2 separate regions of the Homo sapiens genome follow, and region 2 is linked to region 1. A link is a contact called in ENCODE Hi-C data. All regions are on one chromosome and are shown on one strand. Each heading gives the region's core, a stretch centred on a gene start or an enhancer-like site at or near the end of the contact. The rest is flanking DNA. Distances are from core to core; before and after follow the strand shown.

Region 1 (5,908 bases), core at 1,723-4,222:
TATGCTAAGCATGAAGAACAGGGCTTGACATGAAGTCAGCACCTGATAAGTATTCATAGAATTCAACTGTAGAACTGGTGTTGACAAGTGGCCCAGGATGGCCGGGGTTTGAACCTTGGCTTACACACTCAGACACTCCACATGGACACATTATTTGGCCTCCCTGAAGTTCAGGTTGTCATTCATCTGCAACAGCACCTATCTTGAAGGGTGTTGTCAAAGCCCAATAAGATGAGAGATGTAAAGCTCCCTGCCCACTGTGTCTGATACAGGACTCTCTTGCACATTTCCTTCCTTCCACACTGATTCTCTTGAACAGCACATTAAGCTGACTTGGAAAAAGACTATCAGTAATCAAGTTTGGTTAGAGAGAAGTCATTGTCTTTTTTGGTTAAGTTTCATTTGATCACCTCTTGATTTGTGAATCTAAGAGAAATCCCATCGACCCACAACCTCCTACACTGCCTTTTTTCTTCTTCGTAGCACATATCATTACTTGAAAGTATATGCAATGTCTATTATTTTTATCTGTTTATCCATTTTCTCTACCGGAACACAAGCTTCAGGTAGGAAAGGTCTTTGTTTTTCTTGACTACTGCCACATCTACAAGGCCCAGAACAATGCCTGCAACATAAAAAGTCTCAAGAAATATTTGTTAAATGAAGAATTCATTTAAACAGTTACTAATCACCTGTACAGGTATAGGCACTATGCTTACTACTGGGCATCCTATATAAATAAAATACAATTCCTGCCCTCAAGGATCTCACAGTTTAATTAAAAGATGATTATAAACAAATTATTAAATATAGTTTGAGATGCACAGTAAAGGAGCAGGTAAAAAATTATACAAAGAAAAAAGGTATTAAGTCTATCTGGAGGATGTTGTCAAAGAAGGCTTTCATAGGAAAGTGTCCCTTATGAATATTTTGAAGATTAACTAGGGTTGTTTCAGTAGGAAAAGAAGGAAAGGGCATTGTCAATTTAAGTGATAGTTAAGGTCACAAAGACAAGACACATAAGGCTTTATTGTGGAAACAACAAGTAATTTTGTGTAACTAGATATAAAGCTAAAGGGACAGTGTGATGCAACAGGAGCCCAGAGCCCAGAGGGGGCATAAATCATGGAGGCTTATTCAAGCATCATGCTTAGACTTGATGCTATAGATGATCAGAGCCACCAAAAGGCAACACACAAATAGATATTTATTTTAAGGAATCTATATGGCCCTGGTATGGCTGGAGGCCAGTTGGGAACCCCAGAGCTTCCTGGAGGACACCCACCATGGGGATTGGACCAAGCATTCCATTTTCATTCTCTGGGGGCTACAATGGGCTGCTAGACTGGCAGCTGGGTGCTGGACTCAAATTTGAGTCTTCTCATCTTCAAACTCTTCATCTTCTCAAACTGAAACAGCAAATTCTGAGAGTCTGAATCTCTGTTCTGACACTTTAAAGAACACTTTTTCAGGGTCCTAGTCACTGGGGTTTTAGAGCGGCTGCTTGAGTTAGGGTAGTTATATAGAATGTGGAATAAATAGCCATTGGACCTTTGGCTTTAACATTACACATTTCAAATTCTGTTTTATCTATAGAACTAACCTGGCCTATACTTGTGTTGACCCACTAGTAAAAAAGAGAATGTCTATTAAGCTTGGGCCAATTTATACTCTTTGAATGAATGTGTTCTGTATGGTGGGAGGAGAAAGATTTGGCCATACATTGCTACATCCCATGTTGCCTATGGACAAGAGTGTTCCTGACTGTATTCCTTTCCTAGGGCTACCATAACAAAGCACCATACATTGAGCAGCTTAAAACAGAATCATATTCTCTCACAATTCTGGAGGCTAGAGGTGTAAAATTGAGGTGTCAGCAGGGACATGTTCCCCCCTAAACCTGCGGGTGAGTGTCCTTCCTTGCTGCTCTCCTAGCTACTGGTGATTCACTGGCAATTTCTGGCATTCTTTGGCTTGTAACTGCATTAATGCCAGTCTCTGCCTTAGTTGTCACGTGGCATTCTCCTCATGTGTCTCTGTCTTCACAAAGCCACCTTCTTATAAAGACACCAGTCATATTGGGTTAGGGGCTACTCTGGTCTGAATGTTTGTGTCCCCTCAAAACTCATATGTTGAAATCCTAACCTCCAAGTTGATGGTATTAGGAGGTGGTGACTTTTGAGAAGCCATGAGGGAGGAGCCCTCATGAATGGGATTAGAACCTTTATAAAAGAGACCCCGTAGAGCTAGTTTGCCCCTTCCCCTATGTGAGGACACAGTCAGAAGGCACCATCAGTGGACCAGGAAATGGGCCCTCACTAGACACTGAATCTGCTGGTATCTTGATCTCAGACTTCCCAGCCTCCAGAACTATGAAAAATAAATATCTGTTGTTTATAAGCCATCTAGTTTATGGTATTTTGTTATAGCAGCTCAAACAGGCTAAGACATGAGCCCACTCTGCTGTGAGGGAGAACCTGTCCCAGGTCTCTCTCCTGGCTTCTGGTGGTTGGCTGGCAATCTTTGGCATCCCTTGGATTGGAGTTACATCTCCCCACCTCTGTCTTTATGTTCAAGACGTTCTCCCTGTGTACAAATTTCCCCTTCCTATAAAGGCACCAGTTATCTTGGTTTGGGACCCACCCTACTCCAGTACGACTTCATCTAAACTAATTGTATCTACAACGACCTTATTGCCAAATAACGTCACATTCTGAGGAAATGGGGATTAGGACTTCTACACATCTTTTGAGGGGAAGATATCACTCAACCTATAGCGATACCTCTTCTTTTGGCTGTTCAGTTGCAGTATTTAATCCAGTGCGATGAATGTGACAGTAAGTGTCCCAATGTGAATTAAGTCACCAGGCCAGCTCTGCCTACAAAAGCGCATAGTAGCACCATGGTTAGTTACCTCACACCAACACACCAAACAGCTTCACTTTCAAGATGACTGGAGAAGAGGTTGAGTGGGGTTTCATCAAACTTGTGGTCATTCTGACTAAAAGCTGGAATGGGAACTTTTCATTGTCACTTAAGACATAATGGCATTGTTGAACTTTAATGGCACAGCAAATAGAATATCAGTTTATGGGGCACACTCAGGTGCTTCTGTGCTGTCATCTCATTTGAGGCTTTTCAAAGGACAGTGGTGCTTTTAATCACAGCAACACTATATAATAATTAGTAATGACAATATGTACTTTGAGTTGCCCTAGAGGGCCACAGAATCTCAGGCTGCCACCCCTGCAATTAGATTAACAGCTGGCAAAAAGCCAAATTAGGGAGAGAGGGGAGAGATCTACTATCAAATTCAATAGGCGTTTGTTTTGAATTAAGCATTCAACCTCCTGGTGGGGAAATCTGCTCTGATTGTACCCTGCCATTTATATACGTAAAATACGTTAAAAGAAAAATACATATTCTGTACCCTGTTAGCCATTAACAGTTTTCAGAGTTCTTTCTCATTAGGCTATTTCTAATGGGACCCATGAGACTCAAGTTCATGATTGAGGGAGCTGCCCCTATGCCAGAGAAGGTCCCTGAGAACAACCAGGAAGACACAGTTTGTATGCCCCTTATTTATTTTATTTCATTCAAGCAAACAGTTGGCAAGAGCAGACATTTCCTATTGCCTGGGCACTGTTTAATCACTGTTTAAATATTTGCCATCCTGTCTTTGTTTTGGTTAGAATTGCTGAGTTAATGTAATACAGATTTGTACCCTCTGCTGAGTGAAATATAGATTTCGTCTTCTGAACTAGGGCTATGTTCACTGGAAATAGTTTTCTCACTCCCCACCCCCACTGCTTGTCTTTCATTTTATGCATTATATTAATCCTTTTCATAGCTTCTCAAATGCCTACAGGTTACCGACAAATTGCCCCCAGGCAGTTTCAACACTTTCGGTTTCAGCAAACCTGGCCTTATGTGTGACTCATTGTGAAATTTTAAGGACTCTTAAGTCAATCTCTGAGTACCAACTTAGAAAAATATCCGTCCTAGGCAAGAACCTCATCATCTGATGGACATTCTGAGGTTAAGGTAAAATGAGTTTCTGGCCTCAGGCCAGTTTCTGACCGGCAGCGGGTTTGTACCAAGGACCCCTTCTGTTAACGAAACTCTGCAAGGTGGAGCTGGATCCGGGTTAACTTGGCTTCTGTGTAACCTGATTTCCCCCAGGCCTCACAGCCTGGGTATACTTAAACAGTCACCTTAACAGTCATAACTCAGATTTCACTGCCTCTCACTCCCACCTGTTGATAGAGAGCCTATGGCTCCATATTTTACAGAATTTTTATAAAAGTGCATTTCAATTTTAACAGACTCTCAATGTCACACTTCACAAATCGAATGGGATCTGAACAGGAAAGAACTATGAGTATGTGGCAGCATTCTCACTCTTTCTCCTCCTCTCTGATAACCATGATTCAGTTCTCTAGCAAGGCTGTCATTTCCGGCTCCTTCTCCCCTCAGAACAAGCACCCTCTCACTCCCACACTCCTCAGTCCTCAGCAGTAGGTTCTTCTGCAAGAACTTGCAGACTGGCCAGATGGTCAGCTCTCAATCCCAATTGGACTCTACCTTAGGACTCCAGCAGACCTGAAATAGCTGCTCACTTCTCTGGAAAAAAACTTTGTTGAAATTAAAAGGTCTGAGGCCTCTTATTCCAATAATTGCAGACTAGGTAATTACTACCAAACCATCTACAAAAGCAAACTAGAAAAACTGGATAAAATATTAAAAATATGTTCAATGAAACAAGAAAGTGAACACAATAGTGAATAATCATCATGACAGAACCCAACAGAAGACATAAGATAGAAAACGAATGAGAAGAACCCTACCAAAGCCCTAACTTACTGACATGAAAGTTTCCAGGCCATATCATAGGAATGAGAAACTCCAGTGCAGCTCAACGATTCCCTACAATGAAGAAATGAAGCAAGGGTTTGGAAAGACCAACATGGCTAAAGTTGGCAGGACAGAGAGGGGACAAAGAGTTGCAGGGAAAGAGAATCAGACATCTGTAGATGGTCCCCCTGAATATTCAACAGAGTACTAATCAGTGCACACAGCTGAGGAAGCTAGCAGAGACCAGGGGAAGAACCATCTAAAAGAATTACAAAGAACAGCAACTGGAGCTCACATGAGGTCAGAAAAAGTGACTGTTGCCAGTAACTAGATTGAAGAACCTTATAATTTTACATATAATTGAGTAGAATATTCAGAAAGATGTTGCCTCAGTAGTAGAAGGTTATTAGCCCTAAGCTAAACGATGTTCTAGTCTTGCTTTCCAAATATGAAAGGTAAGCCATAAATGGATCAGTTTCTAAGTAACTTAACTGCATCTCAGAACAAAGCCCAAACATGTATAGGAATAAAAAAAAATAACCATCACAATGTCTGCCATTCAAACAAAAGTTATTGGGCATGCAAAGAAATGAGAAAACATTGAGGAGAAAAATTAGTCAAAAACAACCCAAAACTGACACAGATGTTAAAATTAACAGGCAAAGGAATTTAAAAAGATATTAAAATTGTATTCCATATATTCAAAAAGTTTAACAGAAATGGAGGAGTTATTTTTAAAGACCTAAATCAGACTCCTAGAGACAAAAACTGCACTGGAAGGGATTAATGGCAAGTAAATTCAACTAAACATTTAAGGAAGAAATAATGCCATTTGTACGTAGACTCTTCCAGAAAATTAAAGAAGAGAGGAGATTTCCCAATTCATTCTGCAAGGCCAGCATTGCACTGATAACAAAACTAAACAAAAATATTTCAAGAAAAGAAAACTACAACCTAATATTCTTCATAAAACAGATGTAAAAATTCTCAATGCAATTTTAGAAAATCAGATTCAACAATATATAAAAGGGATAATACATCATGACCAAGTGAG
Region 2 (5,893 bases), core at 1,984-4,483, 620 kb before region 1:
CTGAACAAGAGCCCCAGTGGCTGACACCCTGACTCTGGAGGCTCACCTTGTTTTAAAGGGTGGTGGGAAGGAGAAAGGGAGGAGGAGGGGAAGGCGGAGGGGGAGGGGGAGGGGGGGGAGGAGGAGGAGGAAAAGGAGGAGGAAAGAGACCCAGGCTCTGCAGTTTATAAATCACCCCAGAACACAGCCAGGCTGTGAAAGGCACTCAGCCAGAAGTTGTGAAAGCAAATAATTTTCATTCCCTGCCCTGGGAATTACGTGAAGCAACAGAACAAAAGCTGCATTCCCCAGAGATTTTCTGAATGTAAAATGAAAGGGAAAACATGAAAATCACCGGAAAGGCAGAGTTAGGAAAGCTAAGGAAAGAAGGCAGAGCACAGCCAAGACACCTTTGGCCGGTTCGTCTCCTGCTTCCAGCTGTAGGTGCAGAATACCTTCTGCAAAGAAGAGTGTTGGAAATGTTCTCAGAGGCTATCCCAACTAGGAGAAGCGAGGCATGAGATGGGGCTATGCATCTGCATTTCGTGATGATAAGAAAATAAGTATTTTTTTTGACCTAGACATTAACGAAAATCTTAAGGGCACACAGGAGCTTGTGATCCATTTAAGCTAGTACCTTACTTGTCCCAAGAGGCATTAACTGTCTCAGCAATTCCCAGGAGGGCACAGGCAGGACCTGGCTCTGTCTTCAGCCAATCCCAGGGCCTGGAGACAAAGGGAAAGTGACAAGGGTTGAATTCCTTGCTGCAATCTTTCTAGACAGCAACTGTGTTTGGTGTCTAGAAATGGACAGGTGTGACCTGCAGTCCAGCGGGAAACAGCAAGCTCAGATTAGACAAAGTGCAGAGTCAAGAGATGGGGGTTCTTGCCCAAGCTTTACCACCTGATACACCAGCTATAAAATGGGGTTAGTGACAGCTGCCCCACCTACCTCATAGTTTTATGTGTGCATGTGTGCGTGTGAGAATTCAGTGAAATCTAAGAGCACAAAGATAATGACAATGCTTACAGTAGTAATAACCACAGATGCTCCTCCACTTACGATGAGGGTTCTGTCCAGATAAACCCATTGTAAGCTGAAAATACAAAAATGCATCAGGTTTATATCCTGATAAAATGTTTATATCCTGATAAACCCATGGTAAAGTTGAAACTGTAAATCAAACTAGCTTAACTCAGATGCTCCTTGACACACGACAGGATTACTTCCCAACAAACCCACTGTAGAGTTGAAAAACTGTTAAATCAAACCATCAGGGGACCATCTGTACTAACATTTATGGAGCCTCAAACATGTGCCGGGCACTGGCCCTGCATGCATGTATGTTACACATTACTTCTGCTCCTGACAGCAACCCTATAAGACCACTATTCCAGTCCTTACTTGACAGACAAGGAAATGGGAACTCAGGGAGACTTAGTAGCCCAAGATGGCACCACTGGTGAGCAGCCAAAATAGGGAGCCTAAAGCTCAGTTATTACACCATCAAAAGAGGTGGGAAAGCCTGGTGGTATGGACCCGGGACTAGCTGTGCAACTTTGGCAAAGTTGCTTAACATCTCTGGGACTTGGCATCCTATTTGTAAAATAAGGGTAATCAGAGAACCTGCTGCATAGGGTTGTCATGAAGATTACCTGAGATGTCCACAAAACGCTTAGAGGCAGGGCCGACACTTTGGTAAGTGCTCCTTAAATGCTAGCATTTTAAAATTTTCTTAAATGCTCCTATTGAGTGACTGATCTCCCTGCTTAAGTGGAGGCAAGGAACGATGTTGGAGCTCACGCTCTTGTTACTTTAGTGATACGGTTTCCTTTGAAATCCTTAGCTCTGCTGTGAGTGAGAATCCCATACAGAACGAGGAACCCTGTTATGTGGTAGCATTGCCTGGGAGATAAAGAGCAAAACAGTTGGTGGGGTGGTGGCTTTCTGTTTCATTTTTAGAAAGAAGAAAAGCCAGAGCCTGTGGTTTTAGCCCCCAGCTGGCAGCTTGCTTTGCTTCCTTGGCCCTGATAGAATATGCCAGCTTAATGTTCATTTGTACCGACAACTGCCAGGAATTGTGAAGCAGGTGCTCTCATCCTGGGCTGAAAATGAAGAGAATTTTGCTCAATATTTATTAGGAGTAAAATAATAGTTTCCAGCTTTAAAGGAATGACTACATCTCCCCGCATTTGGTGTCACCCTGGAAACTATTTATTCTTTTGAGTAAACACTGCTGGAGACAAGCTTCAGGTGCCCAAGCAACCTAGCCAGGCTGATGAAGTGCTCTGTGAGCCCCCAGCACTCACTCGCACGGGCACCTTCATTCTCTCTTAGTCTGCTTCTCTGGGTTGGAGGCCTCAGGAGCCCTGGTACCAAGCTGGGTGTGTGAACACTCACTAAGAGGGCAGATTCACTTGAAGGAGGCCTGCACCTCTGCACACATCTGCAAGTGCTAGGCTCTAACACCAGCATCTGGTGGTCTGTCTGATGTCCACCAACCCCCACGTGTGGCTGTCACTCCAGACAACAGACTTGTTTACAAGCAGTGAATGCTTTGCTCAGCAGAGCAGGCAGAATGACCCCAGACCAAGCCCCTCTCAGCCTCAGAATCTTCAAGGATAGGAGCCCTCCCACACCTACAACCTGTCAGTTTCATTTGACTGCCCCCTTACTCCAGCTGCCTCCATCTCAGGCACCTGTTCAGGAGCATGGCAGACCAGGATCCCAGCAGATGGCTGGTCCTGCAGGCTGAGGACTGACAGACTCATTCGCCTGTGGCCCACAGAGACAGGCAGACATTGTCATTAGGAAGAATTGAAAACATTGTTCACTGCCCCTTTCCAGTGGGGCACAGAACTTAATCCCATGGCCTCTACAGCAGCCTGCGCCCCTCCTCTCAGCCTCTCCACATCAAGCCTTCCAGGCAACATTGGATCGTGGAGGTGAAGTTCACGGATGTGTGTGGAGGAGACAACAATGTGTCGGGTGTCCCCTCTGTCTCCCTGTCTTCTCCTTCGTGGACATCTGGAGACAGTTCTTGGACGCTCAGGGCTGGCCAAGGCCTGGAGTCTCACTCTTCCTCTGGGCTACGAGGACCTGCTTGTTCTTTACAATCACCCGTTCTCCCCCGCCCTTTCTTTTTCACCCTTTCTCTCTTTTCCAACTCCCCTTCAGCTCGAGTTGTGTGTGAGAGAAAGAAGGCGGCTCACGTGCCCGGCTGAGGAATGAGATCATTTCTCTCCCCGTGTAGCGGGCTTGCTGTCTGCTGGTCAGGGTTACTGGGAGAAAGCAGGCCAGCTCGCTCTCCACAGAGAGCCATCTGGCTCCAACAGACTCACGCGGATGCTAATCTATTGGTTTCTTTTTCTTTTATTCTTTCATTCTTTCTTTTTGTTTGCTCCCAAGGAACACTTCATCTGCAGCTGTAAATTCAGACCTGGCCCCGTGAAGGCGAGCGTTCATTCATGCACTTATTTATTCCTGCATTATGCCCCCTCGCCCCCTCTCCTCTGGTAGGTGTCAGGAAGCCATTGTTATCATTGGTGGGTCTATGTCATTTTAATGTCAGGGCTGTACTTTCAAATGGAAATCAGGCAATTACGCTCCACATGGAGAAATCTGACAGATGCAGAGGTTTTACACCACTGGCCGTGTGGCAGGGACAAAGGCGACCAGGGCTCCCAGGGGACGGTTAAATAAATAGAATATGTTTCAAGAGTGCAGAAAAATTCAAGAATAATTAACTGCCTGATGAGAGTTCATAGATCCTGTGGCTGTTTATCTTCAGAATGTGATAATGATATGTCAACGAACCACTTAACTCATCCTTGTAAAGGCAGCGTTAGAAAACTGATTACAATGTGCATTTACACAGAGGCAGACTGCTCTGTGCATCTGTTTTCCGGTTTCTAAATGCAAAGCTTTGCAGTATTTTAACTTGCTCTGTTTCCCCCTCGCAGGGGTTCTGGTTGGAGAAAGATGGAGGCATGTTCCAAGTCTGATGTCTACCTGATGAAGCACTGTCGTGTCTACATTCACTGTTAGCTAACCACAGTGGTATCTACAGATACCAGTGGTGTGTAATATCAGTGTTATCTAATATCAGTGGTATCCACCTGGGAACTCAAACTGAAAAACATGGTAACTATATCATTGTGGCTATTGTTGGTTGATGCTTGTTTTGCATCAAGCACCCAGCTAATTATTCTCCATAGGTGGCCTCTTATAGTCCCGTGAGTGTGACGTATATAGTATTATTATCCTTGTTTCACAGAGGGGAAACTGAGGCTTGGGGCTAAGTGGAAGAAGTGGCCTTCAGACCTAGCTCTGCCTAACTCTGACCTTAGCTCTCAGCCACTGGGCCCCGGTCCTCTCCAATGTTCCAGCAGGAAGAAAGGTAACTACTCACTCACACCCTGTATAAAGCACTCTCATCATGACAGACACATATAGTTGGTGTGAACTAAACAGGAGAGATCTAATAAAAGTTAAAACTTGATTTTTTTCCCTGACATATCCAGCTGTTTAAACAGACAGTTCATTTGGAGCCTGAAAAAGGGTCATTATTCAATGTGTCCAAAGCTGGGTTTACATTAGTTTATTTTATAAAAAAGTAAAGTGCCTCCAACTACTGGTCATTGCTCTCTTCTATTGTGGAGGAGTCAGGGAGCAGGCGAGGGTGTGTTTGGACTTCAGCGCCCCCTGCGCTTCCTCACTAAGCAGCTGCCTTGAAATACACGGAAGCTGATGCCAATTAGAACACAGAAAAAAGGGAGGACGTTTTATCCCTCAGGAAAAGTATGTTTTAAACCAAACAAATGATAAAATAAATACAACAGATTTATGTACTAATCTCCAATGCTTTCTCCGATGAATGAGTGCCATCCTGAAAGTCCATGAGGCCCCTCTGTAGTGAGCAAACATGAATCAAAGCCAGAGGTATCAGGAGACAAAACATCTACTAATTTGCTAGGGACTAATAAACATCAGTCACACCCACAACACCCTCCATTATAACTTGTTTTACCTTGTCCAAGGGTAAAGACATAAGTAAGGAGACTCACAACCTTTTAGAGCATTAGCTTTGTCTTAGGTGAGGAAAAAAAAATAAACATGCTTATGGAGGAATTAGTTTTCTTTTTTCATCTCTATTGAACACATTGGTTTGAAAGCATTAGCATAATAAACTTGCGTTACAAAAACAAAAAGTACTATTAAAGTATCCTTTCCAATAAACACCTTAATTAAAAGGATTCAAATACTAGGGAAAAGCACGAAAGAGACAAAGTCATAGCTCACTCAAGAACGGATCACTCGAGAGCTCAAGAAAACAACAGGAACATCAAGCCATGGGAGGGCTGATGCAAGGTCTGGGATAGTCAGAATGAACAACTCTTGTTCCACAGAGACCAAACACTAAAGAATGAAGGGAATCAAAACAGAGAGAAGAAAACGGGAAAACCAATTCAAGGCCAGCATTAAAAAATCTGAAGAGGATGGGCGCGGTGGCTCACGCCTGTAATCCCAGCACTTTGGGAGGCCGAGGCGGGCAGATCACCTGAAGTTGGGAGTTTGAGACCAGCCTGACCAACATGGAGAAACCCCGTCTCTACTAAAAATACAAAAAATTAGCCGGGCGTGGTGGCACATGCCTGTAATCCCAGCTACCCGGGAGTCTGAGGCAGGAGAATCGCTTGAACCCTGGAGGTGGAGGTTGCGGTGAGCCGAGATCGCATCATTGCACTCCAGCCTGGGTGACGAGCAAAACTTCGTCACACACACACACACAAAAAATCTCAAGAACAAAAATCGAGGTCAACGGCCCTCAAAATACATGTCATAGCTGATGTCATACAATTGGTTAATGTCCATAATCAATTATTTTCACATAATAGCTTTCCACAAATAAAT

Evidence for each region. Hi-C counts contacts between places; a loop is a spot of excess contacts on that map. Pooled maps may share reads with other maps.
Region 2: a map with no recorded cell type shows a loop between it and region 1 (9-fold over the local background). The contact joins two enhancer-like sites. A Hi-C loop is called at or near these places in 4 of 37 single-sample maps with no recorded cell type and 4 of 50 pooled maps.

The regions. Positions count from the first base shown.
Region 1 is chr13:50,364,040-50,369,947 of GRCh38, reverse strand. All of the region lies in intron 2 of DLEU1 (deleted in lymphocytic leukemia 1), which reads right to left. Among named protein-coding and RNA genes, the nearest start is that of DLEU1-AS1, 160 kb to the left of the region's middle. RefSeq lists a silencer at 2,821-3,115. Within about 2 kb of position 2,972, at least 16 of the 41 ENCODE cell types and tissues checked have a DNase peak (open chromatin) inside an H3K27ac peak, as active enhancers do.
Region 2 is chr13:50,988,436-50,994,328 of GRCh38, reverse strand. No RefSeq gene overlaps it. Among named protein-coding and RNA genes, the nearest start is that of RNASEH2B-AS1, 81 kb to the right of the region's middle. Within about 2 kb of position 3,233, at least 12 of the 41 ENCODE cell types and tissues checked have a DNase peak (open chromatin) inside an H3K27ac peak, as active enhancers do.